Regions from separate parts of the Homo sapiens genome. Here all the other regions are linked to region 6. The links are chromatin loops, found by intact Hi-C in ENCODE. Cell type or tissue: endothelial cell of umbilical vein. All regions are shown on one strand. Region 1 overlaps PDE7B (phosphodiesterase 7B). Region 2 overlaps AHI1-DT (AHI1 divergent transcript). Region 3 has its middle 28 kb from the start of BCLAF1. Region 4 holds the start of PDE7B (phosphodiesterase 7B). Region 5 overlaps PDE7B (phosphodiesterase 7B). Region 6 overlaps AHI1-DT (AHI1 divergent transcript).

Region 1 (5,000 bases), 230 kb after region 6:
CTCTCATTTGGCCTCCTAGCTACAGCTTTCTGCTGCTGCTTTTTATAAAATTCCTGGAGACCCTCCCTGCACATGCAGGATTTAGGAGTCAGCCAACAATTTAAGAAGACTTGGTAGAGAGATTTTGACATTCCTTCCACCTGGCTCTTCTTTGAGACTACCTTCCATTTCCAACTCTTCTAGCAGCCCTAAACTCTGACCTCTGTTTCCTTAAACCAGTAAAATTGTGCCTTTCTACTTGGATTCTCTCCCCTGGCACCCCAAAGAATTACAGAGCTTAGTTTTCACGGATCAGGCCTCTTCCAGTTTCTGCTTGCTTTGGTTGCTCAGCGGTGCTTTTAGTCAATTATTTGTTTATATTTTGTCTAGTTTCTATAGTTGTTATCAGAGGAGAATTAGTCCAATACAAGCTACTCTGCTATGCTCAGGCCTGCAAATCTCAAATTACTATAATTAATAAGAGAATATTAGAAATGTGCTGGTTAAAAATTGAATGTACAACATTAACTGTTTCTATATGCCTAGAAAAAGTAGTTAGACAATGTAATTTTAATTTACATTTACAGCTTAGTACAAGGATATAAAGTACAGAATAATATTCCTAAAAATACATGTAATACTCTTATAGATAAAATTATAAAACTTATTGAATAAACAGTTTTGAAAAACTTTGAAGAAAACCTTAATAAAGACAGATATATCCTGCTCTTGGATAGACTTGTTATAAAGAAGATATTCATTCCTCCTATAGGGAGGAAATGGGCAAAAGATTGAAAAGACATGTCATATCAAAGGAAATAGAAGATGGCCCCTAAACATTTGGGAAGATGCTGTAACTGAAAATCTCAGGAATGCAAAATTAAGTTCTTAGGAGATATTATTTCATATTTACCAAATTGGCAGAAATTTGAAAGTTAGATAATATTTTGTGGAGTATTATGAAGAAACAAGAAGGTTTGTCAACTGCTTTTTTTTTTTTTTCTTGAGACGGAGTTTTGCTCTTGTCGCCCAGGCTGAACTGCAGTGGTGTGATCTTGGCTCACTGCAACCTACACCTCCTGGGTTCAAGCAATTCTCCTGCCTCAACCTCCTGAGCTGCTGGGATTACAGGCATGTGCCACCACGCCCGACTAATTTTGTATTTTTTTTTTAGGAGAGACCGGGGTTTCTCCATATCGGTCAGGCTGGTCTCGTATCCCAACCTCAGGTGATCCTCCCACTTTGGCCTCCTAAAGAGCTGGGATTACAGGCGTGAGACACCGCACCCGGCCTATCATCTGCTTTTAGGAGTGTAAATTGGTCCAATTTCCTTAGAAACTATTGTCATCACCTATTTTACAATTCAGTAAGTTTACTCCTAGATATTTACCTAAAGAAACATTTACATGTATCTGTATAAAAATATTTATAAGAATATGTTAAAAAAAACAAAAATGAAACACTGGAAGCAACTGAAATGTCTACCAAGAGGGGAAAGGATAAGTACATTGTATTATATTCACACATTAGAGTACAATACCACAGGCAAAATGAATAAAATAGAGCTATATCTCAAAATGGAGGAAACTTGAAAATCTAAGTTTGAAAGAAGGAAGCACAAGTATCCAATTTGTTCCCATTTGCAAAAAGTTCAGGCAACATACAATAATATGCTGCTTGGGGAATACCTATGTAGGTGGGTCTAGTGAGAAAGAAAAGAAAGAGAATAAGATAAATTTCTGAATGGTCAAAAAAACACCAGCATCAAGTAGAAAAGTCTGTTATAGTATGAACGAAATCACAGAGAATTTACCACAAGTTTACCTGGTATCTCCAGTACCTAGAAATATTTGCCTTTTTCAATTATTATAAACTAATCTATGCATGATCAAGATAAGTGGATTTTGTTAGTTAAAGCATTAAGTTATCAAAGTGAACTTTGGATCTTATGTTAGTTATGACAATATTTGAGAATTCAGTTATGTTCCTTAACTTTTAATATAAATGACTTTGTGTTTTGAATTGTTGTGGGGCATGTAAAATTGTTGTTAAATTACTGTGAAATTTTAAAAAGAAAAAAAAATTCGGAGTGGTCATTTCCTCTGGATAGATGAAGAGGAATGCGAGTGTGTAGAGAAACAGAAGGGATCTCAGAGGTGTGGTGCTGTCATATCTTCTTTCGTGCCCTGAAGATGGGAACATGGGTACTCTCTGATCATTCTTTAAATTGTGCATTAATAGTTATATATTCTTCCTATAATCCCAGCACTATGGGAGGCCGAGGTGGACGTATCACTTGAGGCCAAGAGTTTGAGACCAGCCTGGCCAATGTGGCGAAACTCCAAAACTACAAAAATTAGCTGGGAGTGGTGGTGTGCGCCTATAATCCCAGCTTCTCCAGAGGCTGAGGCACGAGAATTGCTTGAACTGGGAATGTGGAGGTTGCAGTGAGCCGAGATCATGCCACTGCACTCCAGCCTGGGCCACAGAATGAGACCCTGTCTCCACAAATAAATAAATAATAAATAAATAAATAAATATTCTCTTTGTATGATAGTTCATAATAATCATATATGTTATTTTTATATTTTTAATTTTATTTTATATTTCACCAAGTAGAATTTTTAACTGCTTTCTGGAGTTGCTGCGGGAAGATCAAAGTGTCTACGCAAAAGTGGCCTGGTGATAGGGTGGGGCCCAGAGCCCAGTGCTGGTGGAGACAAAAGTGCAAGGTACAGCATTGCAAGGTCAGCAGCCGTAGACTCGGATCCTCGGCAAACGCAGGTGTGATCTTGGGACTAGCTCTAGGCTGAAGAGCTCACATCTAATTCTCCAGCACTATGAGCCAGCTAGTCTTGTAATGGCGCCCTCTACTGCTTACATTTGCAAGAGACTGTTCCTGTTGCTTGCTACCTAAAATCCTGACAGGTGTATTGCTTTTGTAGTGTCTGTGGGAATAGGTGAGGATATCCAATAAGGACACTTGAAATATGAGTTTGAAATTTAGGAATGATGTCTGACATGCGATATAGCTGTTACCAATATACAGTCATTTGTGAACACAGCTAAGTTCACCAGGGAGGGTGTGAAACTCAAAGAGTATGAACCTCAAAGCTTACCCACTACAACATCCAAGGGGGATCCAACTCCTCACTTACCAATATCTGTGCTTAGATGGTGTTGGGACAATCTTGGTATCCACAGGTCCCACTCCTCTAGAAGCCAGTATCACAGTCAGCACTTTAGAACTGTCAGTAACACCGAGGTTATACAAGTAACTACTCACTAATTGTTTGTTTTTTGTTTTGTTTTGTTTTTCACTTTTAAAGACTTTCTTTTTTACAGAAGTTTTAGGTTCACAGCAAAATTTGGAGGAAGATATATTCCCCATAAGCCACTTGCCCCCACACAGGCATAGCCTCCTCCATTATCCACATCCCCCACCAAAGTTTGCTACAGTTGATGCATCTACAATGACACATCATTATCATCCTAAGTCCATAGAGTCCCTTAGGGTTCACTTTTGGTGTTGTACATTCTATGAGTTTGGAAAAATGTATAATGATATCAATCCTTCTTTATAGTGCCATATGGAGTATTTTCACTGCCCTAAAAATCTTCTGTGTTCCAGCCACTCATCCCTCCCACAACCCCGGCTCCACCCACTACCTTCACCACCCCCTGCCCCCGCATCTAACCCCTGGCAATTTTTAAACTTTTTTTATTGCATTATCTCGACACAGCCAAGGAGATTATTTTATGAGAATATTAATGAAAATTTCCCCAAGAGTAACCCCATATTCTTAGAAAATATCTGACCATCATTCTGCATGATTAACCTACATTCTGGTCTCAGAAGCATGACTAAGAAGGAGTTTAAAAAACAGATTGGTGGGGCAGTAATTATGCAGTTGATAACACAAGGCTCTACCCTGTGTACATAAATCTTTCACAGGAGGAAAAATATTTAAAATGTAAGAATTAAAAAGCAAAAACATTTGGCTATAAAAAGGGATTCAGTAATTACAATGAACATCTCATTAAACATAGTCTTTATTTACAAGAAGGCTGGGAGAGCTCTAATTAACTCATAAGCTGTCCCTATGAATCATTAGCTGTGGCAGGAAAATTCTAGGTGATCCATTAAATCTCCACACCCACAGCTGTTCAGGGAAAAATATAAGCAAACCCTAACTGCCCTTATTTTGGATGGTTGGTGAATTTTCTTCAGTGACCAACTGGATGACCTTGGCCACCACACATCATATATTTCTTCTCCCCAGGGGAAACTGAAGTCCTCTTTTTCTATAACCAAGGATAGGATTTTCTCAACACTCAACAAATAGTTTGTCCATCTTTGAACAAACTTTTAAACCAACGTGATATAAACAATTTACAAAAGTTTATGGTAGACTTTAGATGCAAATCCTTGAGTTGACCCAGAAACATTCTGCTGTTTTATTATGTCAGTTTCCTAAGTCTGTGTTTGAATATGATTTTTCACCATGCTATCTATGTGTTTTTGTGTTTGCTGTGTATGAGAAGACATGGTCTAATTATTAGGGGCCAGGCACTGTGAACCTATGCAGAAAACCACAAAAGTCCAAATCTGCACTATCCAATATGGTAACTACAAGTCTCTTGTAGATTTTGAGCTCTTGCTGTGAAGCTCTGAATTGAGATGTACTACAAGACTTCAAAGAGCTAGTACAAAAAAAGTAAAATATCTCATGAAAAATTGTATAATATTTTTGACTACTAGAAATATTTAGCTGCTAGAAATTTTTAAATTTCATATATGTGCCTTGCATTTGTAGTATACATAATATTTATATTGAATGGCAGGACAAGTGGCCACTGTGAGCCCAAAGTACACATGGAATATTTTTGAAAAGAAGCCAGGAGTTCTAGAGCTATAGAATTTCCTATCTGGAAGAGATTTCCAAAAGTAAATAGTGTAAAAGTGCTTATATTTGTCCAACATAGCCCTCACTTTCCACCACACACACGTTAACACATGT
Region 2 (5,000 bases), 140 kb before region 6:
CCACTTCATAGCTGTGACCTCGAGAGAACTACTTAACATCTAATTTTTAATATCGCACTATTCAAGGGATAGCAATGCATTTCTCACAGGGTAGTTGTGCAGACTAAAAGAGATTAAAAGGACCTAGAAAATGTGTGGAGGTTAAACATGAATGCCACTGGGGCTTGAACCTTTCTCATAATTTGACAACTGCTGAGAAGGGCAGGACTTTTTGGCATGTTAAGGTCTCTGAGTTCAGGAATGAAGGGGCCCCCATGAGTCCTGAGTGAGACTTGCTGAGGCCCAGCGATATTGTGTGAAACAGGATTTAAGAGTTTTTACTTTCCAGAAACCAAGGGTAACAGAAGTCTCTGTATTGTAATAGGAGGTCATACCTGCTTAAATACATAGATAGTAATTTAGTATTTGCTGGTGTAAATAGTACAGTACTATTGGGGATACATTAGAAACCTTAGGAACATTTATTAAATGAAATCATAATAGACAAAACCCTTCAGAGTGTGCCATCTCTTTTTTTTGCTGTGACGCTGACAGCTCTTACACTATTTCAAAGAGATTTGGAACAAATTATTGGTAACAATAAAGCCCCTCTAAAACTTTTATATGGAGATGTTTATTGCAACATTATATTCAATAGCAAATAATTACAAATAACTTATGAGATCATAAAGTAAATGATGAGTGATGTTATACCAATATGATAAATAAAATATTATTTATCTCTACAGTAAGGCTTATGAAGACTGTAGGAAATAGAAATAAAGTGCCCAATGTGGCATGCATCTAATTCCATAATTATAGCTAAGAAAATGTAAGACTATCTTTGGATAAGGGCTAATAAAAAAAAAATAGGTATAAGGTAGTATGCAAATATGAATATAATTAGGTTTGGGCAGTAAAATCTACTGATTTTTTTTAATTTTGGAAGTTTACATAATTAAAAATTTTAAATTATTTTAAATGATTTATGAGCATCAGTATCAGAATATTAAAAATATATAAACCAAGATAAATGCTCCAAGCAAGAGAAAAGCAATTACTGACTTACCAAATTATTCTTCTGACATCTTAATTATAAAACCTAGCCATAATTTATTACCAGACCCTAGCTTCCCATTCTTATAACACAGAAAATATTATTTTATGACTTACAATCAAGGCACAATCTCTTAAATAATCTACTTTAGAATCAACTATAAGCAAAAGAAAATTTATCTACAGAGCTATATTATTAGATAACCTGGTTTGTAGCCTTGCAATGTGTATTCAATTGCCTTTATGTCTATTTGCCTATCTCCTAAAATACTCAAATTTCGGATTTTAGCCTAATACACTCACAATCATGAGACTGATTACATAACTGGATTTCAAGGAGAAAAAATAACAAAGAGGAATGAATTAATTATCTGAACTTTAGTTATATATTAGATTTCCTAAACAAGAATTACAGACAAATTTGTTTATTAAGAAAACACTGTTGAGAGGAACATGTCTTTGGAATTATGAAAAATGATCTTCCAGAGTATATGGAAAGTAAAGACATTCTGAGGAAATGTCCATTATGAAAGTCCAAGTGACTATGCTTAAACCACTATAACCGTAGATCTGATTGCTTGATGCTATAATTCAATTATCTTCTCACTACTTTACCTCTCATCTGATAGTGAAATACAGCCCTATTTTTTCCTCTAGTATTTATTCAAATATTTTTCCAAGTATGACACAATGACTTTATCTCCTCAGTCAGTTGTCATTCTTGAGGTATGTAGACTCATCAACCACTAAACCACTGTGGCGAGGACCCTGGTCCATTTGGCCAAAAATTCTGCCCTTGTTCTTCATCCTATTAACCGTAAATATATTAGGAATCTAGCTAGAAGATGTCCCAATTTATTATTCATTATAGCTCTAACAATATTAATGTTAACTATTAAGTATGAAGATGATTTTTTTTTATTTTCCATTAAGTCATTTATTGAGTCACTTACATTATGCCTGTAGTTTAGGTAGGATTAATCCATAATTTCTTCCCAAATTCCCCTGTGATTCGATTCCTTGCAGAGGACCATTAAATATATGATGAGTGGTTGGAAGGTTCCTTCTTATCCTATGGATAAAAGGCTCTAAATGTCTTAATATATTTAATTCTTCATTTAAATCACTTCTGATGTGTGTTTATTATATAGGTAGGCTCTCTTGAACATATAGTCCAGTGCAACTATTAATGCTTTATTTATTTTTTATTTATTTATTTTTTGAGACCAGGTCTCACTGTCGCCAAGCCTTGAGTGCAGTGGCAGGATCACAGCTCACGGCAGCCTCTATCCCCCAGGATGAAGTGATCCCCTTTCTTCAGCCTCCCAAGTAGCTGGGACTACAGGTGTATGCCACCATACCGTGCTAATTTTTGTATTTTAGTAGAGACAGGGTTTCACCTTGCCCAGGCTGATCTTGAACTTCTGAGCTCAAGCCATCTGCCCGCCTCTGCCTCCTAAAGTGCTGCGATTGCAGGCATGAGCCACCACATCTGGCCAACACTTTATTGATAACTGTATGTATGTATAAGCATTTCTAGGTTGTAACAATCCATTGGCTCTCAGTAGGCCCACCAGAGGAGTACTGCACCTGCAATGAAAACCTGTCTCAGATTTCAATCTGCAAGTGTTTTATTATGGGCTGCTAGTAAATTATCCCACAAGAGGTCGCTAAAGCTCCGGTTTTTTTGATGTGTGATTTTTCTGACTTTTTCTCCTTCCTGCAAAGGAATTGCAAAAAATTTTCTGTTTCCCGGTTTTCTATTTCCCAGTCTGTTCCAACTTGACATGAAGGTAGTCAAGAATTAGGGCTTAGTCATGGGCAAGGCAGCTTACTTATGGAAGTTTGTAGCCATCTAGGGTTGCTCAAATCCATCACGTGAACTTCAGAGCATTTCTTACCACAATTTATACTTGAAAAGGAAATACAACCAGGCACCTTCTGACCTCAATAACTAAACTCTTTTAGCTGTAATGTAGACCCCTTTAAAGGCACATTACCACTTTTCAGGCCCTGGGTTGACATTCCAGTTTTCTGCACATACCAGAATGATAGAATAGACATCTAAAAGAGGCCTGCACTCAGTAAATATCTCCTTAGAGAAGATCTAATAAATAAATGCTAGAGGTACCCTCATTAATGGAAAATTGCTGCTACATCTATTTCTTTGGAGGATTTTTAGACTCAAGCAGGCAGATTCCTGTAAAGAATTTGGTTTAAAACAAAGCTGATATTTTAGAAACAATCTCTATTTTCTCCACAGAAAACATAAATATTTTTTAACAAGACATTTAAAATTGTGTTTTAGAGAAAAATCGGCTTAAAATTTGAGAATATTTTCGCCCATCCTTAGAAGAATTTTCTCTTCCCCTTAGAAAAATATTGCCTGAATATAAAAAGGGAATCTTACCTTGATTTCTCCATCTCTCAAATCTCAGAAGAAACAATGCCACTTTTAGCATTCTTGACTAGTAAGATTATTGGCTATATATTTTCTTAGCAAGGGTCACATGTTACATTTTTAATAGGTTCTATTACATAGGGCAGAGGTTATAGGCAAAGACTTCTCTAATGATCTTTCCACTTCCCTTCTCTACGGGGAATATTTAACTTAAAATATTGTGATTTAATCATATATAAAGAGAGAAGTGTTATTGTGAATCAAGCATTTGAACAATTTTATGTTTTCATATGAATATAGAGTGTTAAAATTATAAATAACATTTTAATTATACGGATGGAAAAACCTGGAAAGATCTCAACCCTATGAACATGAAGGATTTATACAAGATGATTTTGGAATCATCCCTTCTAGTCCTAAAATGTAATGACTTTCCTTAAATTCTTATGCTTTTGGACTATAAAAGCCCATTTCTATTTTAATGAGATAACTTTAAGTGGAGGGCTTTTCTTATTTGAATAGCTGTCCTGTTACGATTTGGGAGTTAAATATCAGATAATTAAAATTTAGTTGTTTACAGTTACTGAGATTTTTGCATTATTTCCTCAGCAATAATTTTTTATATTTACAACCTCTATGTTAATGAACACACTATTTCATGAAGTGCTTTTGTAAAATGCTAACATAATTCTTTCCTCATGTCTTTTTGGAGGTAGGAGACTCATATACTTTTTATCAGAGATGCTCATGAACTTGAAGGCCCAAATGAATAATAATATACAGATAATGAATTTCTACTTGACTTGAGCCATATCGCAATAAAGAAGGAAAAATGAAACAGGCTAGCCAGGAGGGTAGGAATAGACCAGTCACAATGCATCAAAAGGCAAATGATAGTAATCAGAATCTCAAAGAATCATACAATGAGTCTTTTTAAAATACCACCACCACCTACTCCACTACTCTGGGCTTGTGTTAGCTGACAAGGCACATTGGTTTTCCCGTTTACTCACATTAAGCCCTGGGTAGGCACAACCAGAGAACATTTCAAATATGTATGGGTTATGAATAAGTGTGAGTCACCGACTTTTAGTCCAGCTGAAACTACATTGTCAGAAGAGTATTAAGCTGGCATTTGCAACCCACATACTTACCTTGTGCCTGACACTGTGTTCTGTATTTAGGACAAAGGCTTTTCTAGTCCATGCACTCAGGTAACTCACAATACAGTTGAAGAAAAGAGATAAGAACACAGACAACTACAGTATTGCATCAGTACTAAGGCATGCATAGCACCCCCACCCCCAGCTGTCTTACCTCTTGGAAATCAGGTTGCATCTTACAATTGATGGTATCTTGCAAATGCCATGTCTAGGCTGCTGTCATAAGCAGTCTTGGTTTGTGTGGGTGCAAACTTGGTCATAGCTGTTGATCTTGTCTTCCCTTCATTGAGGTATGTGCACTGTTGATAATGCATGAGTTGAGTGAATTGCCATTTAAAATGCTTTAAATGTTACCTTATAATTCAGTATTAGAAAAAAAATTGTGGTATGTGCAAGAAGGG
Region 3 (5,000 bases), 640 kb after region 6:
CTGTCACCCAGGCTGGAGTGGTGTGGCACTATCACAGCTCACTGCAGTCTTGAATAAAGCAACCAAAATGAATGAAATATAGCAACATGCAACAATATGGATGAATCTTACCAATATGAAGTTAAAAAAGTCTCAGCATATTTACATAAAGCATACTATCCTTTTCATAAAATGGAAAAGTATGTTTTTTAGAAATTCATATAGTTGAGTGAAGAAACTGCATAGAAAGAAAGCAACAGATTGATGAATGCTGGTCTTTGGATTGTAGTACCTCAGGAAGGCAAGAAAAGAGAAGAGGAAAGAACATAAGTAAATGTAAGATATTGTCAAAGTCTTAGTGTTTATAATGAGAGATGGATTCATGGTTGCTTATTATATAATAATAATACAACGATGAGGAGAGAGAGAGGGGAAGAAATGGACATTCATAAGCCAATGATAAGAGTGAGTTGGCCGGGCGCAGTGGCTCACACCTGCAATTCCAGCACTTTGGGAGGCCGAGGTGAGCAGATCAGTTGAGGCCAGGAGTTCGAGACCAGCCTGGCCAACATGGTGAAACCCCTATCTCTACTAAAAATACAAAAATTAGCTGAGGGTGGTGGCACATACCTGTAATCCTAGCTACTTGGGAGGCTGAGGCAGGAGAATCACTTGAACCCAGGAGGCAGCGGTTGCAGTGAAGCTGAGATCACGCCACTGCACTCCAGCCTGGGCCATATAGCGAGACTCCATCTGAAAAAAAAAAAATGAGTCATGACCAAGGATTATAATTAAGTGAACTTTGATAGCCCGTGAAAAATGAGCCATAACAACAGCTATAAAAGTTATTGACCAAGAAAAACAAGAAAAGTAGGTGGTTTGGATTTTGCAAAGTTTCTGGAATAAGTAAACCCACTTAGCCACAGTGTGATTAAAATTCTACTTTAAAGTGATATCTGAGACTAGGTAGAAGGAAGATTAAAAACTTTTTGTTATAAGGGATAAGAAACTTGATAAAGGAATTCTCCAGGTTCAGGACAGATGGCAGAGGACAGAAAAAGGCTCAGATAGATGCACAGCAGCGAATCAGGGAAGAAAAGAATCCCCACTGGACCAGAAATACATCAATTCTCTTCAGTAGAGCTAAGAGCTTTGCCAGCTCCTTCCTGAGCAACCCAATATACATCTTTTCAGTTAGTTGTTGTTTTATAGACTGAACACTTATGCTCCCCTCTCCAAATTCATAAGTTGAAGCCCCAAACCCTGATGTGAGGGTATTTTGAGATGGGGCCTTTGAGAGGTAATTAGGGTTAGATGGGGTCATGAGGGTGTGGCACTAATGATGGGATTGGTACCCTTATAAGAAACAACACAGAGCGCTTACTGTCTTTCACTCTCTAACATGTGAGGACACAGTGAGAAGGGGGCCATCTGCAAGCCCGGAAGAGAGCCCTCATCAGGAACTGAATCAGTTGGCACCTTGATCTTGGCCTTCCCAGCCTCCAGAACTGTGAGAAAATAAATTTCTATTATTTAAACCACCCAGTCCATAGCATTCTGTAATGGCAGCCTGAGCAGACTGAGGCAATTGTATAGCAATACACTTACACGTTTACTCACTCATTCAATGGTGTGAGGTTAGTTGTTTCCAATAAAGCCTGTTGCCATTCGTCCAAAGTGAAGAGCCCTTCCAGATATTTTTATTTATTTATTTATTTATTTATTTATTTTGGAGACGGAGTCTCACTCTGTCGCCCAGGCTGGAATGCAGTGGCATGATCTCGGCTGACTGCAACCTCCGCCTCCCAGGTTCAAGTGATTCTTCTGCCTCAGCCTCCTGAGTAGCTGGGACTAGAGGCGCGCACCACCACGCCCGGCTAATTTTTGTAACTTTAGTAGAGACGGGGTTTCACCATATTGGCCAGGCTGGTCTCAAACTCCTGACCTCATGATCCACCTGCCTCAGCCTCCCAAAGTGCTGGGATTACAAGTGTGAGCCAACATGCCCGGCAGATATTGTTATATTTACATGGATGGAGTGGACCGTATCCAAGCATTGTAGACCACTGAGATCAAAACCAGGGAAGAAGCACCCTTACAAAACACTGCTTTAGTGAGGACTATTTCTGCCTGGGAGCGCTACACGTTAAATAATTGAAAGAGGATAAAATGGCTAGATAGGCCAACTTCTCCGCACAACTCAGGTTGGTTACTGGCCTTTGAAGGCAGAAAAACCTGTTGGTCTGAAATCTCAGTGGCTCACTGCCTCCACCTTCTGGAGATTTGGAGACATGGTAGTGTTGTTGTTTGCCATGGTTAGCTTTCTAATTTCCTTTCACCATTCTCATTACTGGAAATTAATATCAGGATAAAAACAACCAAAATCCTATCAAGATATTGTAGTTTGAAGGCTTTAAAAAACACTATGTTCTTTTTAATGTCATTTTTATAACAGGAAAACAGATAACTGGTACCTGGAGTCTCTTTTGTTCAACTTGTTCAGTTTAAATAGATATTTTGAATCTGGGCAGCATAGAAAGACCCCGCCTCTACAAAACATTTACAAATAAGGTGGGTGTGGTGGTGCACACTGGTAGTCCTAGCTGCAGCCCAGGAGTCAAGGTTGCAGTGAGCTATGATTGCACCACTACACTCCAGCCTAGGCAACAGCGTGAGACCCTGTCTCTAAAAAAAAGAATAGATATTTTGTGATCTATAGTCTATTCCATTTTCAACTAAGGACAAAGTAAAAAGTTACCTTCTTTCACATACTTACACAGGCCTCTGTTTTACTTTCATAGATCTTTATGAGTACAAGCCCTGTGTCTTCCAGGCTCTTAAAATAATGCACCATCGATTCATCATAGAAACTCTTAGGAGACTGGAACTAGAAAAGAATTTTCTTTATCTGATAAAGGCTATTTACAAAAATCTACAGTAAAAACCATTTTTTTTTTTTGAGACAGAGTCTTGCTCTGTCACCCAGGCTGGAGTGCAGTGGCACGATCTCAGGTTTGCTGAGCTTAAAGGAGACTGATTGCTGTTCTGGTAAGAAGCTGGAAGATGGCCCCAAATTCTTGAACTCAGCTAATGCGCCATCGCTGATGTGGTTCCTAGCAAGCTCACGTGTGCTGAGAGCTTCTCTGACTATTCTCCTCCGAGTTGTTTTGCTGTTCATGATGTGAGACACACAGTTGCTGTGGGTATCATCGAAGCAGTGCCCAAGAAGCCTGCCAGAGCTGGCAAAGTCACTGAGTCTGCCCGGAAAGCTCAGCAGGCTAAATGAATAGTATCCCTCATACCTGCCCCCAATCTTAATCAGTGGTGGAAGAATGGTCTCAGAACTGTTTGTCTCAATAGGCCATTTAAGCTTGATAGTAAAAGACTGGTTAGTGATAAAAATGCACTGTAAAACCTTCAGAAAGAAAGAATATTTTGTAGACCACACACCACACAATGTGTGTGTGTGTATGCGTGTTTGTGTGTGTGTCAGTTTTAAGTTATTAGTTTTTAAAATCAGTCCTTTTAAATAGAAACAACTTAGGTTGGGCATGGTGGCTAACACCTGTAATCCCAGCATTCTGGGAAGCCAAGGTAGGCGGATCACTTGAGCCCAGGAATTTGAAACCATCCCGGGCAACATAGCTAGACCCCATCTCTACATAAAACACACACATAAAAATTAGTCAGGTGTGGTAGCACATGCTTGTAGTCCCAGCTACTCAGGAGGCCGAGGCAGAAGAATCACTTGAGCCCAGGGAAGTCAAAGCTGCAGTGAGCCATGATTGTGCTACTGCAATCCATCCTGGGTGACAGAGCAAGACCCTGTCTCAAAATAATAAATAAGTGGAAACGACTTGGCAAAAAATCTGCCACAGAATTTTGAGAACTATTAAAATAAAGTCTAATGAGAAACATGTGTCTTGGTCAACACTGAAACTTCTGTAGAAATGTGAAGTCATCTGTTTCTAGTGTTGAAAATCCGCTGAAACTTGATGAGAATTTGAACTTTGGGGGTTAACATTTTTTCCAGGGCATGAATTGAGGAGTTTTGTTGTTGTTGTTGTTGTTGTTGTTGTTTGAGATGGAGTCTCGCTCTTGTCACCCAGGCTGGATTGCATTGGTGTGATCTCAGCTTACTGCAACCTCTGCCTCCCGGGGTTCAAGTGATTCTCCTGCCTCAGCTTCCCGAGTAGCTGGGATTACTGGTGCCCGCCACCACGCCTGGCTAATTTTTTTGTATTTTTAGTAGATACAGGGTTTCACCATGTTGGCTGGGCTGTTCTCGAACTCCCAACCTCAGGTGATCCACCCGCCTCGGCCTCCCAAAATGTTGGGATTACAGGCGTGAGCCACTGCGCCCAGCTTGAATCGAGTTTTTTTTTTTTTCCCACTTATGTCCAAAGAGGAATCCTGTTTCAAGTACCTAGTGAAAAGCTGTGGAAGGGATTTGTTTGTTGCAACACTATTGTTTAGGACAGAAAAGCAGAGTAATTTTGTTTATATGAAATCTAAGTTGGGGGCAGGTGCAGCGGCTCATATCTGTAATCACAACACTTTGGGAGGTTGAGGCAGGAGGATCACTTGAGACTGGGAGTTCAAGGCCAGCCTGGAAGATATAACAAGACCCTGTGTCTAAAAAGTAATTTTTAAAAAAAATAGCCAGGCATGCTGGCACATGCCTGTAGTCCCAGTTACTCAGAAAGCTGAGGTGGAAAGATTATTTGAGTCTAGGAGGTCGAGGCTGCAGTGAGTCATGATCACATTACTGCACTCCAGCCTGGGCAACAGAGTAAGACCCCATCTCAAAAGAAAAGAAAAGAAAGAAATCTAAGTTGGAAGGCCAAATTGTAAAGGCCATGTGTTACATATCAAAAAAAAAAAAAAAAAAGTGGGGTGAAAACCAAGAAAAATTAGCAAGAGGCATGAATATCCAAATGGCCAATTAAAAATAAAAAAGTGCTCCATGTCATCAGTAACCAAGGAAATGCAATGAGATGCCACTGTAGACCCACTGAAAT
Region 4 (5,000 bases), 180 kb after region 6:
CCTTAACACCAACATATAATTGGAAGTAAACCACTTCTAGCCACCTCCACCAAAGCATCGTGGTAGACACCACTAGGATGTCTGGCTTGTTTATTGCAATATATCGTTTATTAGACTCTCTTCTACCTTGACCTCCACATGGTAGCCAGAGCGATCCTGTCAAAAAGTAAGTCAGATTGCCTCATTCCTCTCCTTAAAGCCCTGTTTCATGCAGACAGGAAGCCAAAGTCCTTACAATGACCTAGAAAACTCTCCTTGATCTGTCACCTCTGCACCCATTGCCATATCCTACTACTTACCAGCCAAATACTCCAGTCCCCAGAGCCTTGCACTTAATGTCCTCTTGTTTAAAATGCTCTCCCTATGCCTCCCTCATCAACTTCCCCTTTGTGTCCAACATCATCTTTGCAGTGGCACCTTCTCTGCATACTCACTTTAAAATTGCAAGCCTCTATCTGACTAGTGACCCTTCCCTCTCCTGTTTCTTCTTCACAACAGTATTACCACCCGATATCCTATATAAATTTTTTATTTGTTGTTATGGCCATTCTCCTTTCAGAAGAATCTAAGTTTCGTGGGGTCAAAGAATTACGTGTTGGAGGGTGTGTATGTGTGTTATATGTTTTCACTGCATTCTCCCCAGCACCTAGAACAGTGCCTGGTACAGAGTACACAATCAAATATCTGTTGCTGTTCAGTGAAGGTCCAGAACTGTTATTTATTTCACCTCAAAACCAGGCTCTTCTCCCAGTCTTCCCCATGTCAGTAAATGGCAACTCTAGTCCAGTTTGCCCAAGCCAGGAACCTGGAAATTACTCTTGATTCCTCTCTTTTTCTCACACCTCTCATCTTCAAATACTGCCAACGCTCTCTGCAAATACACAGGCCCCCTTCCAAAATCTGGCCCTCCCACCTTCTCCACTGCTCTCACCCAAGTCCGAGCCATGATGTGCTCTCACTTAGGTTAGCACAGTGGCCTCATTTATTGGTCTCTCTGCTTCTACTCTTGCTCCCTAGGAGTCTATCTTCCACAGAGAAAAGAGAGAAATCTCTTCAGAATTCGTGTCGAATCATAGACATTCCTCAGTTCAAAACACTCTGATAGGTAGGTTTTCACCTTGGAATAAAATCTAAGTCGTGTGCATGGCCTGTAAGACATGTCCTGATCTTGTCCCAGACATACCTTCTGAAACTTATTTCTTCCCTTTGCTCATTCTCTTCCAGCCACTCTATTTCCCTTCCTGTTCCTTGGCTCTGCCAAGCACTCATGTGTTGTGGGACCTTTCCATGGCTTCATCTGCATGGAAGGTAGAGGCACACAGTACCTGCTATGTCCCATCATTCGGGCCTCCGCTCCAAGTTGCTTTATCAGAGGGCTGCCCTGATCATCTTTCCTAAAATAGCACACACACCACACACACACACATGCACGTGTACACACACACCTCATTCTCCTTACCTTATTTTGAAGCCCTCATTGCCAACTGACATTATACGTTTACTTATTTTTCTTTGACAATTTCCCTGCTTCTCCAAAATGTAGACTCCATGGGGGCAAAGAACCATCTGTTTTGTTCACTATTGTAGCTTCAACACCAAAGATAAACCCCAACAACTACAGGGATGCTTAATCCTAGCGCCTAGGCTCTTAGGGATACATAAATACTTTCTTTCTCAAAGAAACAATATTAGTATTTGAAAAAGGAATGTGGACATTCTTTAGTGTTGCGCCCACCCCTAAAACATAGTCTGCCTCGGAGCAATGGAGAAATCTGATTGGCCCCTGTGGGTCCCATGCCCCCTTGTGGCTCTGTCGTGGGAATGGGGCTGGGGGCAAAGTCCATGCAATCCATAGAAGATAGAGGAAGGAAAGTTCCGCCCACCGCCCACCCAAAAAAGGTCTGTTAGCAGAATTTAGGATGGGGATGGGGAAAAGGAGGAGGATGTGGGGGAGGCAGAAACAACAGATGGCAACTATGGGGATTTTTCCAGAGTGGGAAGTGTAACCCAGGGATAAGCTGGGGTCCCTGGTAAAGGAAGTATCCCTAAATAACTGGACCTTCATACTCTTTGGGAAAGAACAAGCTGAGGCCCCAGGCACACCTGCATGGCATCACCATAGCCTTGCTTCTTGAATGACTCCTGCTGGCATCAGGAGGCATCTCCCTGGCAGGAACAAGCCTGAGGCTTCACCACGGAAGCTGGAGGAAACGCAGGGACCCATGGCACAAACTGACACAGGAGTTCTATGTTTCATTGCACATCATTTTGTTCACCAGTGCATTTGTACGATTCTGCCTCTATGGCTATCAAGTTTAATTAACAACTCATTTTTAGGTAAGAGTAAAAATGAATTAGGTAAAAAAAAATAAGCAACAGCTGCCAAGTGAGCATGGAGCACATACACTCACAGATGGAAAAAATCTACATCTTGCTGCTATGATTTAGCTCAGGGTTTTATATTTAATTTTTGTTTTGTTTTGCTTTTGTTTTTATACACCTCACCACAAGGTATTTTAAATTCTTTAAATGTATTCCCGAATATAGAAAATGTTTCTTGGGCTCTCCTGAGAGTGGGGTGCCCAGGCTGACCACAGGCACACACACATTCTTCCCATAGTACAGTACTTTAAAATTAATAGCACATGCAGAGGAAAAACTAAACCCTTTGACGTCACTCTTGAAATGAGGAAACATAAACAGAAAAGGCTCCACTCCAGTAAGCTGCCAGAGTTGAAGCCGATTGGTCTCTGCTTTTCCTTGCCTGTGGCAACTGACAGCACCTCCCAGCCTAGCAGGCCGGCGGCTGCTCACCCAGCCAGTCAGTTGGTCTGGGCACTGCAGCAGGCTCGGCTCTGTCCCAGCACTTGTCTGGGAGAAAAGTGGTGTTACTCACCCAGGGAGAGTCTCTCTTTCTACCTTCCTTCTTTCTCGATCTCCTTGTGTGCTTTTGTGTTTCTTTATTTCTTTTCCTTTTTTTTCTTTTTTTTTTTTTGTTACTTAATTATATTCCTAATCCTGGATGAAGTTGCTGGATTCTGCAGCACAAGTCTTCATGAACAAGCAGCACCGCTCAGAGATTTCACGGCATTCAAAGGTCACAGAACTGCCACTATGGTTAAATGTCTTGTTTAATGGTTGAGGTATGTACAACAAATTTAAGCGGCAAGCTCAGTTTTCTTGAGAGAATAGAGTCACAGAGAGATGGCAGGATTTTTATTTAAAATGAACCTGTACATATATATGTTTTTTGTCTGTGATTGTTACTACAGCAACCAGCTTTTGAATTTCCTTCCTTTTTCTAGGCGAACTGACTAAACATTATCACTTACCCTGAATTAACCGTTTAAGGGCAGCAGGGTTTCATTCCAACCAGTGTAATGAGACTCCGGCATTTTCACTGCACTTTGAGCCCACACTGAGGTGGTCTTTAAAAAAAAAAATAAAGAATGCAATATTTTTTTTCTCCAACATAAATCTTGGAGTTGGGTAATTTTCATTTTTGGTGGGACAGGATAGGAAAATGCTGGTAAAGGGATTGGTAAGGTTTGTGGAACAGGGAAGAAGGAAATTAGTTTTTTTCTTGAGTTTTTCATGTTGGTTGATAGCAGACTTCAAGATGAAGAAATTAGTGGCAAGAAGGGAAGAAGCTGATAGTGAGACTGAAGGTAGAAAAAAATCAATAGAAGATGTCCAAAAAATGAGCTCTGAAGAAAAATCCTTCATCACCTTGTTGCATTTTTCAAAAAATGTTTTGGATTCAGAAGTCCAGGAGAGATGCAAGTACTAAGTTACATGACCAGAAATTTAGATATTATTATTTATAAAGGAAAGTAAAACTTCTTTATTACCACTGCAAATTTGCTAATTATCTTTTCCTACAATAGTTGAAAATGGAGTCAGATATTCAATTAGGGGCTTAAGTGATTGAGCCTGGGGACTAATTAATCATTTAAAAATTCTGTTCTTCATGTGCTCTAGCCAGAGTGACTATTGCAATAAGAGTAAACCTCTTTGCACCAGAGACAGGCATAGGCATTCATATACAGTAAACACACTAAATGCTGCAGGAAGATTGGCAATTCAATACAGGGCTAATGTTGTTTTCAGTGGCACATTATTATGTCTTAAGGAGGATCCCTGCTAAAAATCATTCCTATCCAAAGAGTCGGTTTTTGTAACAGCAATTTAAGTAATATATGGTTACCATGGATTTCCCTATTACCCTTCTCAAAGTTATGCAATAGCAAATAAGACAGGATTATTTGAAATCCTTACCCTGTTCCAAAATTTCTAACCGATTTTCTTAAAGTTTCTATTCTCAACATTGAGAACCTGAAAGCTTTAAAACTGGGTCATGTTAGCAGTAATATTAAGCACGATTTCAAACATGAGGTGTATTTCAAAGGGTTAAAAAAATTAACTGCATAAGACTGGAATGTACTAAGTTAAGAACTGCAAAAATATTAGCTCTGAAATGCAGAGGATGTGCCGTGAATGGACAATTGCTTTTCTGCAGCGCCTAGTGGGAAAACAAGGACTTTGTGTGTTGCAAACGCATAACTGCAGCTCCTCCATTTCCTCTGCTTTATCTTTTATTACTGGCTGGTGAAACAAAGACAGGTGTCAGTAGTTACGTCTTGATTGACATTTTCTCCAATAAAATGAAGTCACTTTTGTCTCAAGTAGAAGCCCACAGTTAACTAGTTGCAACTCCAAAAACTGTCTCTGCCTTGTAAGAATTTTTACCTGACACTGTAAGCTGTCTAATTTCAGAATGTACTCACTCTCTTGAACAACATGTGACAAAATCAGTGGTGACTATATGTCAGCAAATTAGCTGGGAGAATTTTTTTTTTTAATTAAGTTATTTAGGGCAAGGGTGGAAAAGTCTAAGATGTGTCAGGGACAGGCATTAATTTAGGGAAAATAATTACACGAGTGCATCATTTAATGCCTTACACAGGGTTCAGCACAAAGCTACTCACTGTCAGTTCTCC
Region 5 (5,000 bases), 360 kb after region 6:
AATTGTTTGCAGTTCTTCTACTTGGACTGTATAGAACCAAGTTGAAAGACCTGTTTTTACTTCCCTGCTCATTTTGAATTTTTTTTTTGAATTGCATTTGTAAAAGCAGAGTGGTCGTGTGTGTGCATGTGTGTGTGTGTGTGTGTTTACACATCCATACTTGAACTGATGGAGAGGAAAGTTCAGGACAAAATAAATAAACTCCCTCCATAGTTTGCATTTTTTTCCAAAAGATAGGCCACAGATAAGGGTCAATAAGGGTATAAAACAATTCCAAAATATCTGAGTGAGAAAATTTTTATTAAACTTTTTGTTTTGTAAGAATCTATTAATAGATTCAAAGTGAAAGAAAATGACAAGGGATATATGTTTCTAAGTTTCCATTTTTTTGAAAGGTACATTCTCTAGAATTGTTAGAAATATTTAACATTATAAATGCCTTATTTTACAAATCATGTATAATAAATGCTTATCTGCCTAGTGACTGGAGCACCCATAGTCTACAAGATTTTTACATAGCCCTCAGAACACCAAAAATTCTTCAACATAATCCAGGTTCTAAATCAACTATATATTTGACACTTTTCTTGGTTGTATACTTTAGTATCGGGGTTATCAATTCTTTTATAGCTCCAACCACAAAGCAAAGTCTTTTTATTTTTAGTTTTTGGAAGAAGGAGCCAATGCAATGGCTAGTTTTTATTAAAAAGAAGAAACTTTTTAGCACATTTTGAGTAACTTAGTGCAGGGGCTCAGTGGGCCCACTGGTGGGGCAGCTTGTAATAGTTTCCAGTCAGGGCATCACCGGGGCTCACCTTTGTCCAGCCAAAACCAGATGATGGCACTATTCTCTTCACAGATGCTGCCCACTGCTGGTGAAGGAGGGGGGCTAAATTAAGGTCCTCTTTGGTACCTGAAGCTGCCTTTGGGGGTAGTATATTATATGGGTCCAGTCCCTTCCGTGCAGCCATCATGATATCCCTCTCCAACCCAGTCACCTGCTCATTGTCAGTAAGAACATCACCTCCAGATGCATTGGAGTGCACTTCAACCACCCCTCAGGGACCCTGGGCCCTCAGGGCCCGCACAGCCGGCACCCCAGCTCCTCAAAGTAACCTCGAAGCCATGAAGCCATCACACCCTCAACAAGTAACAGTACTTCCAGGAACAGCAAAGTCTTTTTGATACAAGTAGGTGTCCATTGTCCATTGGAACAAGCTGTTTTGACTTTGTTAGTTCTCATTATTTTGGGTTGATTCACAATGCCTGAAAAAGAACTTGGTTATTTTGAAAATCTATCTTAAAATGTCCTGTCTGCAACCCATTAATTACTGATATTAACATGTGTAAGAATCCTCACAAGTTACCTAGATGGGTCTTCTCTGTTCCATGATTCCTTTGATCACATAACAACCCCACCCTTTCCCCACCCTCAGTGATCCAAACTTCTGGCTGCAGATACCATATCAAGATGAATGATGTCCACTGAGTAGTGAAAATTATAGGTTTACAGGCATGTTCTTCTAAAGTAACTATCTGAAAAACAAAAGAGATCCCAGCCTATGAGATGTTAGCTACGAAATGTAACAAAACCACCTTTCAGATAATTCACATGGTAGAGAGGTTTTAGTCCAGCAAGTACTAGCCTCGCATCAGTTTGTCCCAATCTCTTGAACCTGCAGTTGAGCCAAAAATTTCCGAGCCAAGCTTTCTCGCAAGATTTCCTGTACTTCCTGTTTCTATGTGAGCCAGAAATACCATGAGAATGACCTTTCTTGTGGTATTTTTGCCCTTATACTCCAGGATGAAAATAATCCCATATTGGGGGAACTTTTTTTAAATTGTGCAAATATTTCCAGGTTTCAAACCTTCAAATGAAGTAGGTTCCTCCTTGGGAATGAAAATGTGAAATGGTGATGGCTTGGCCCTGACTCATCTCCACTAGGAAGTATTCGTGCTCAGTGATCCAACATTTTGTAATTTCTCTAAGATATTTTTACAAGGAACTAGATAAAATAGTACAGAGGATACAATGGAAATGTATATCCTTGGATTTTTTTTAAAAAGTCATTCTTGAAGAAATGAACAATGAAGTGTTGTGTTCTTAGTACATTAGTGTATGTGATATATGATATCACATATTTGTTTTCTTTGTTCTTAACCCCTTTGTTCCAAGGGTCAGGATATCCTGATGCTAAGTACTATTGCAAAATAACTGAACAAAAATAAAAATAGTCAAACACTTAGGAAACTCTTCAGTTGTTATGTCAAGGAAGTTTGTGACTGAGGAGTGAGTTTAAGACATTATTCAGGAAATATGATAATAAAGCAAACAGTCTACATGTGATTATTAAATAAAATCATCTCAATCCTAGAGAGTCTTGATGCCCCCAGCCTGATGGAAGGGTAAGATAAGGACTGGACGGGCTGTCAAAGTGGTGGAAGTGTTGAACTGATGGTGAAATCCTTTCATCTCTTATCAGAGAGGGAAAAAGGAAGGGCACATCTTTCTAATCAAGTAGACCGCTGATTATTCCCTAATTGTGTTGTATGTATATCTGGTTGTTATAGAAAGAGCTGCTAGATCAATATTTTCATAACAAAATTCACCAAAAGCAGTGTCTTCAATGTCTTTATTATTGTTTTATACCCTCTTGCCCCTTCTTCACCTGTTAGGAAGGAGAGTAGGTTTGCCAGTATGCTTTTCCATCCAGAAAAAAGAAAATTCACTTAATCCAGTATGGAAAACTAAACTTATTAACCATGGATTTAGAGAAATAATAAAACAACAATAAAATTACAGTTGTCTTTGCTGGTTTCAACTTTAAAAAGAAATGAGGTGGGAGTAATGAAAATAAAACACACTCTACAACGATCTTTCTCCTCTTCCCCAAGTTTCCTCCTCTCTCCCATGAAGAAATATCAAATAATTGTGTGATAAACCAGCCTTGAAAGGAATGTAGAGCAGAAGCAACAGATTATACACCAGCAAAATGGCATGCCAAGCAAAATAAAGCACTTTGCAATGTGGAGACGTGAAGAGAGGAAGATGGGATTGTTACAATGTTCTCCAAGAAAACAGGGGCTATTCACTTGAATGTGCAAGTTCAAATTGTTCCTACAAACCCAATTTGCTGGCAAAAGTGCCAAATACAAAACTACCCTACTTTCGTTTCTGTCCAAGGCCTTTCACATAAGCTACAGGGGGCATCGCCTTTTGTTGAATTGGTTCTTACTTTCAGGGTTAGCGCCTCCATCTCTGAGACTAGGAACAAGAGGCATGGCCCACAGTTGATGTTGCCCTCGATTCAACCACTCTCAGGTCGGGGACACAGTAGTCAGTGGCCCACATAATAAATCAACAGTGCTCTCCCTCCAGAAGGTGAATTGTTAACATTCTTTTCTTTCTTTCATTGCCATTTATGTCCCCTGTGAACATCCTTTAAAATGCTTGTTCCTTTGAAAATGGGTTTTGAATGAGCCTGAGCCACATATCCAGGCTATGCAGGCCACTGCCCATACGCATGAGGATCTTGATGCTTCCCGAATTCGCATCTTTCGGAGTTAACTGTGGAATGTGATTCAATGTTATTTCCCTTCCAGCTGAAGGGCAGCTGAGGTTATGAAGGGATTTGACTAATAGGTCATAACCCAGATAGGTTTGCCGAGAACCAAATGACACAAGGGGGAGGGATGTGGAGAAGGAGCGAGAGTGATCAAACTGAGGCACTGAGGATCAACCAAGCCCATCCCAGCACTGGTCTTGGTGACTGGGCAAGGTGCCCCCCAACCCCCATCAGGCCCTCCAGAGAGAAGCAGCTGCAGATTGGCTCTGCAGACTCTCAGCTTCCTCTGTTTTTTTGAGAACTCCTTGGGGCTTGCAGGCCTGAGCCTGTACCACAGGGGTGACTCCTCACCTGACACCTCCAGATAACTGGCCTCCAGCAAGGGGGGAGCCCCTCTGTGAGGTTAGCAAAGGGGAAGCCCCGCTTCTTTGCCTGAAGTCCTTAAGAGCTAAGCCGACAAAGAGCTAAGAGTCAACAAACTTTGACAAGCACCAAAAGAGAATTGAGAACAAATAAATCAGAAGAAAGAAGAGGAAAAGCAAATGCTAGAACCTCGATGGCTTTTTTTTTTCTCCCTGCTGTCGTTCCAGCTGTAGCCTGGGATTAATTAAGTGCTGTGAACTCAGTGCCAGAGAGAGGAGGGGAAAAAAAATGCATTCTATCTCTAAGGAAGGAGTACAGTAACAGTTTCTCACCAGAGAGAAACCTAGGGAAGTGAATCGCTCTCGTCGGCAGTGTTTGTGGAGGGCCTGAAGAGACAGGGAGGTTGTGCCAGGCTGGAGGAGGCTTGTCTTTCCGAAGCTGGAGAGGATCTTACGGGGGTTCGCTTTTCCCTGCCTGGGAAGAATTTCCCCTGTGGTAGCAGCAGCAGCAGCAGCAGAAGCAGAAACAGCAGCAGCAGCAACAGCAGCAGCAGCAGCAGCACCACCACCACCACTACCTCCTCTTCTGGGGCACAAGACAGAATGCCTGTGCTAGAGCGATATTTCCACCCAGCAGAGCTAGGCAGGAGGTGGACAGGCCCAGAAGGTGTGCTGCCCTCCTCCCCGGGAAGCCGGCCGGGGTGCCAGCAGGGGCCGCTGCCCTGGGACTTGCCAGAGATGATCAGGATGGTAAAGCTGGTTTGGAAATCCAAAAGTGAGCTGCAGGCGACCAAACAGAGAGGCATTCTGGACAATGAAGATGCTCTCCGCAGCTTTCCAGGTAAATTGACCATGGGGTGTAATAGGTCACAGGACCAAGTCTGATAACTAACTCCCTTTCTTTGTAGAGTCCAAGCCATAGGGAGGAAAATGAACTGTGTAGCATCAGGTCTGAGGGCTGTGACTTCCAAATGTCTGCTGTATGATAGAAATGCATCTTGAAATTAAGAGTGATTTAGTAGGAGGAGCATTTGACTGGAAATCAAGAAACCTGGGTCCTGGACTCAGCTTG
Region 6 (5,000 bases):
GCACTCCAGCCTGGGCGACAGAGCGAGGCTCTGTCTCGAAAACAAAACAAACCAAAACAAAACCACAACAACAGCAACAACAAAAACCCCAAAAACATGTCCACTAGGAACTGCAAGTCAGGAGTGCAAAATAGAGTCAGGCCTAGCTATTGATATTTGGACATCATCACCCAGTTATAGGCAGAGGTTGAAAACATGTAGGTGAATGAGTCTCCCAAAGGAGAGAATGTATAATAAGATTAGGTGAGAGTTTAAAAAGTTGAATTGCTCGTGCAGTCTGGATCCAGAGTCATCGCACCCAGATGGATTCAAGAAATGGAGGGTCAGAAGGTCAGCTTCCACAAGTCTATAATTAACTGGGTTTTGATGTATGCTTGCAGAGGCTAGAGACACACTGAGAGATTTATCGAGTGCAATATTTGTTTGACATCCAAAGAAATAAGACAAGCCTTCTTATGAACTCTTGGCAGAGATTTACTTTAGATAGCGAAGAACAGCTTGACACTACAGATTATTAGACACCACAAGAGTTTATTAAATAAAATGGGTGGAAGCATTGATTCTACATCTTAAATATATCTCTTTGGTCCAGGGGTTGTCAAACTGTGTTTCTTAGGGGGGTCTCAGGGGCTGCTGCAGGATGCCAGGAGCTGGTGCAGAGCAGAGTGACTCACGTCTTCCACCTCTCCCTCCATCAGCTCTGCGGTTACTGGTTTTATATTGTAATGTTTCACATAAGATTTCATTGGAGAAAAAATTCTGCACCACAAAAACAAAAAGTTTCCTTTCCATCTCCAATGTTAAAAAGCCTTAGGCTGAGGCTTTCATCATTTCCTGCTTGGATCGTTGTATTTTTCTTCCCTGGGGGTCTGTCTCGCTGCCTCTGATCTCGTCCCTTTGTCATCCACCCTCCGCATGGTTCCCAAAGTGATCATTCTCGAACACAAATCCAAATCTGATGTTGGCTTCTGGGGCATTTTTGACTTCCTATCACCAATTGTAGAAAGTTATACTCTAAAGAATGGCCCCAAGAAAGCATTTCATGATTTGGCCTTCCCTTACCTTTCTCCAGCCCCCTTTTCAGGATGTCCCCTTTTGTTCCTTGTGCCTCAGCCATAAACAACAACTCATGCCTGCAGTGCGCTGAAGGTATAGAAGGCCTTTGGTTTAGTGAATCCAACTTCTCAGCTGCAGCTTCAGCATAATGACATCTTAGAAGACTCCCCAGCTTCCAGTAGTTTAGTTAGAAGTCCTCCTCTGGGGCTCCTGTCATGAAGAATGTGTACCCCTCTGACAGCACATTGCCCGCAGTCTTGTGTTAATTGATATTTAGTTTATCTCCCTACTGGATAATCAGCAATTGCCTTCAGGAAACGGACTGGCTCATCAGCTCTATCTCCTCAGACTTTGGCTCTGCACTTGACCCTCTACCATGTTGTTAAACAAGAAATGAGTGTCCTCCTTTCTGGAAATCATTAAAATAATGGTTTTTTATCTGCTTTATTCATTTGAAAAGCTTTGGTCTATGAATATAGACTATACGGCTCCTTAAGATTTTTGTCTATATTATTTTTGATTTTTTTGTTTTTTAACACCTTTAGAATTTCACAGCCTTTATAAATATAATACTTAAAAGTAACATTTCAGAGTATTTGGAAATACTTTTTGACTATTTAAAACAAAATATGAAACATGAAGTATAGTAAAGATATAAAACGATAATTTAGATAAAAATTCTTTCTTTCATGGAAAACACCACTGCATTATTCCTGTTTCAAATGTCCTACAGCATTACATTTTTTTTTTTTTGCAGCAACTCCACTACACATTTGTTCATGGTGTTCACTTCCTACAAGATACAGTCAAAACTCCTTAGCCTGATTTCCAGAGCCTCTGTAATCTGACCCAACTGACTTTCTCAACCACATTACACACTAATCTTTCACAGATTTTTTTTTGCTTTATTTAAACCTTTTCCCCTCATATTTCTATTTATTCTTCTTAGCCTTTGGTGAATGCTTTCTATCAGAGGATTTGTACCTTCGGATTTTTGGAAAAGTCTGTACCATTATATCTTAGCATATTGCTTATTTGCTGTTTGTTTATTTATGTCTTTGGAATTTCTCTGAGGCAGATACTAGAGCATTTATGATTCCTAACTTCTGTTTTATATCCTCCATTCCTTTATTTTTGTCCTCCATGTCACAGAGATGTTCTGTTCCATCTTCTAACTCATCTTCAAGCATGATTTGTCTTGTATAATCCATTTGCTTAGATTTCTAAAGAGATTTAATGACTGTACTTACACTTGACTTTTAAGAGCCTGTTTCATAACTTGCTGTTTTTATTTTACAGATGCCATTTCTTCCTTTATATTTTAAATACTGTAAACATACTTATTGTCAGCTCTCTTTCATGTTGTTCTATTCTTGTTGGTTCCTCATGTCCTGTAAGCTGTCTTTCATGATGCTAAGTGTCCTATTTTTTAAAATTCTGTTTTATTTTGCTTACGAGTTTACTTCAGAAGGAAGTATCTTTTCTAGAGATCCGGATAACCACCTGGGGTGGTTTCCACTGGTGTTCCTGTCAGCACCTTCAAGACACACTGATTCTGAATTATTTTTTGTGTTAGTTTTTCAGCCTGGAATTCTGAGTCTATTCCTACTCCCACCTGTTGTTCAGTCTTGGGGTTCTTATATCTCTAGAAGACTCCTATTTTACCCACATGGTGGGGCTATTGGCTCATTTCCAGCAGTTATCTTGGGTATGCAGGCAGAGATGATCTGGTTCCTTCAAGGTTAGTGCAGTGCTTTCTAGGGTTCTGATTCTGCACAGGAAGCCCAGTTCTTATTCCTTCTATAAACATATTTTCCTGGCCAGCTTCTGGCCTTGAATAGCCATGAAAATCCCAGACTTTGAGACCTGTAATCTCCCTTAGTTCCAGATACATTGTCATGTTGGCTCTATGTTCTAGCATTTGGAGATTTCCTTTCTTGCTTTTGTGTTCTGCTATATATTTAATATGTAAAAAAATGCTTTTAATCCCTATATCTAAATGTCTGGAAATGTTGTGTTCAATTCCATCTTATCCTGTTATTTCTTGACTGTCTGAATATGTAGTTCTTATTTCTCTCGTTCTCTCCATTTTGAATAATCTCCCAAATGCTCTCTGCCTTTTGCAAATTCACTCATTCTTCCAGGACTTGAGGAGTCACTGAAGGTAATGCTTTTTTCCTCCAGGGACCAAATTAACCCCTAGGAAGGGTCTTCTATGAACTCCTTTGACATCCATTTGACACTTAATCATTTTCTGTTATAATTATTATATGGCTATTATTTGTTTTCTTGTGAAATTATAAAATCTTTGAAATTTGGGGCCATTTCTTAAGCTTCTTGAATTTCTTCACCTGGTCTCACAACAAATTCTTCCTAATGGAAGAAAAACAGAAAAGAAAGACACACTAGGATAGAGTAATTTAAAATGTTTTAGACTTTATTTACGAGGGTCCAAGCACCTAGGAAAACAGGATTTGTTTAAATTTTGCTTACTCATTTTATTCAGGATTCATGAATTTATAAGGCCAGAGAGATTTCATATAAGATCCTAGATTACTAAAGGAAAACTGAAAGATTTTATGTCAAGCAATATAAAATTAATATGACAGATGCAACCTTAGAAAATGTGTTTCCTGAGATTCCTAAATTAGCTACTTTTGTGGGTGTCTGCTTAGTATTTGGTCCTGAGTAAATGAATAAACAAACAGCTACTTCTGAGAGCTACTTTCACAGGGAAATGTTTCTGAGTTCCAGTTCATGGGAGTTTAGGAAGGTATGGGATGCAAATTACATTTCAACACTGAACCAGCCAATCAATCCTTGAACACTTTTGAAGTCTTTAGCTTTGCCTGTGAACATGGGAACACCCAAGGGCACCTTCAAATTAAAAATAAACATACATTCTAAGGAGTCCTAGATGTGTAATTTGGTAGAAATTTAAGGGGTGTCTTTTTATAGTAACGGAGTCTATAAAGAAAATACAATTCAGGTGAGGTTACATCCTTTCCAGTCATAAAAGTGTATGTGAATGACATTTAACTCGAAATTCAAGTACTTTGGGCATATCATTCCCGCTCCCTGCCCCAATCCCATAATTTCTTGGTAGAAACTCATAGTGCATTTTTTTTTCAGTTCCAGCCAGATTTTTATATCTATTGGATGGATATTACATTAATAAAAAAATAGCTAACACTTATTGTATGATTGTCTAATGCCAAGCTATGTTCGTATAATTATCTAATATGTTGGTATGATTTGACTCTGTGGCTCCACCCAAATCTCACCTTTAATTGTAATCCCTTATGTTATGGGAGGAACCTGGTGGGAGGTGATTGGATTATGGGAGCGGTTTCCCCATGCTGTTCTTGTGATAGTCAGGGAGTTCTTACCAGATCTGATGGTTTTAGAAGTGGCAATTTCCCCTATGCACTCTCTCTCTCTCCTGCCACCATGTAAGACATGCCTTGCTTCTCCCTCCCCTTCTGCCATGATTGTAAGTTTCCTGAGGCCTCCCCAGCCATGTTGAACTGTGAGTCAATTAAACCTCTTTCCTTCATGAATTACCCAGTCTCAGGTATTCTTTATAACTGTGAAAATGGGCTAATACCCAGATAACCCTATGGTGTTGCTGCTGTTATTATTCTTCCCTTGCAGATGGGGAAAACTGAGATGAAGAGTTAATTAATTTACCAAAGTCAAAAGAGTAGTCTTAAACTACTGTGAAATTTCTGTAGGCCTCCTTTTTTTTCCTTCAAAACCTTTAATATGCTAATACACATTTTTGTATTTTTTTTTTAATTATACTTTAAGTTCTGGGATACATGTGCAGAACATGCAGGTTTGTTACATAGGCATACACGTGTGATTGTGGTTTGCTGCACCCATCAACCTGTCATCTACATAAGATATTTCTCTTAATGCTATCCTTCCCTTAGCCCCACACC

The links. Hi-C counts contacts between places; a loop is a spot of excess contacts. Peaks named below come from ENCODE experiments on the same cell type or tissue, not always from the same donor. Only the 100,000 strongest peaks of a DNase experiment are listed, where the experiment ranks them.
Region 1: it touches region 6 in a loop (20-fold over the local background); 19 of 110 quality-filtered maps call a loop at or near these places.
Region 2: a loop joins it to region 6, with 2.7 times the contacts of the local background. A loop is called at or near these places in 7 of 110 quality-filtered maps.
Region 3: a loop joins it to region 6, with 17 times the contacts of the local background. A loop is called at or near these places in 10 of 110 quality-filtered maps.
Region 4: a loop joins it to region 6, with 2.8 times the contacts of the local background. A loop is called at or near these places in 3 of 110 quality-filtered maps.
Region 5: it touches region 6 in a loop (7-fold over the local background); 3 of 110 quality-filtered maps call a loop at or near these places.

The regions. Positions count from the first base shown.
Region 1 is chr6:135,907,122-135,912,121 of GRCh38, forward strand. All of the region lies in intron 1 of PDE7B (phosphodiesterase 7B), which reads left to right. Among named protein-coding and RNA genes, the nearest start is that of PDE7B, 58 kb to the left of the region's middle. In endothelial cell of umbilical vein, a CTCF peak has its summit at 2,843 (motif pointing left); a DNase peak (open chromatin) is centred at 2,840.
Region 2 is chr6:135,533,412-135,538,411 of GRCh38, forward strand. The region is part of intron 2 of AHI1-DT (AHI1 divergent transcript); the gene reads left to right. Among named protein-coding and RNA genes, the nearest start is that of AHI1-DT, 38 kb to the left of the region's middle. In endothelial cell of umbilical vein, a CTCF peak has its summit at 2,711 (motif pointing right); DNase peaks (open chromatin) are centred at 2,870 and 4,480.
Region 3 is chr6:136,314,972-136,319,971 of GRCh38, forward strand. No RefSeq gene overlaps it. Among named protein-coding and RNA genes, the nearest start is that of BCLAF1, 28 kb to the left of the region's middle. In endothelial cell of umbilical vein, a CTCF peak has its summit at 2,265 (motif pointing left); a DNase peak (open chromatin) is centred at 2,220.
Region 4 is chr6:135,848,877-135,853,876 of GRCh38, forward strand. PDE7B (phosphodiesterase 7B) reads left to right here and starts at 2,825. Exons shown (of 13, transcript NM_018945.4): 1 at 2,825-3,143. The coding sequence starts at 3,123. RefSeq lists a silencer at 2,612-2,849. In endothelial cell of umbilical vein, no CTCF peak of the experiment used is centred here; a DNase peak (open chromatin) is centred at 2,775; H3K4me3 peaks cover 305 bases; H3K27ac peaks cover 938 bases; H3K27me3 peaks cover 511 bases.
Region 5 is chr6:136,033,760-136,038,759 of GRCh38, forward strand. The region is part of intron 2 of PDE7B (phosphodiesterase 7B); the gene reads left to right. It also overlaps the pseudogene COX5BP2. Among named protein-coding and RNA genes, the nearest start is that of PDE7B-AS1, 37 kb to the right of the region's middle. RefSeq lists enhancers at 4,045-4,545, 4,546-5,000. In endothelial cell of umbilical vein, a CTCF peak has its summit at 4,586; DNase peaks (open chromatin) are centred at 2,012, 2,202, 3,582, 4,242 and 1 weaker place; H3K4me3 peaks cover 1,240 bases; H3K27ac peaks cover 4,197 bases.
Region 6 is chr6:135,673,344-135,678,343 of GRCh38, forward strand. The region is part of intron 4 of AHI1-DT (AHI1 divergent transcript); the gene reads left to right. Among named protein-coding and RNA genes, the nearest start is that of LINC02524, 41 kb to the left of the region's middle. In endothelial cell of umbilical vein, no CTCF peak of the experiment used is centred here; a DNase peak (open chromatin) is centred at 2,748.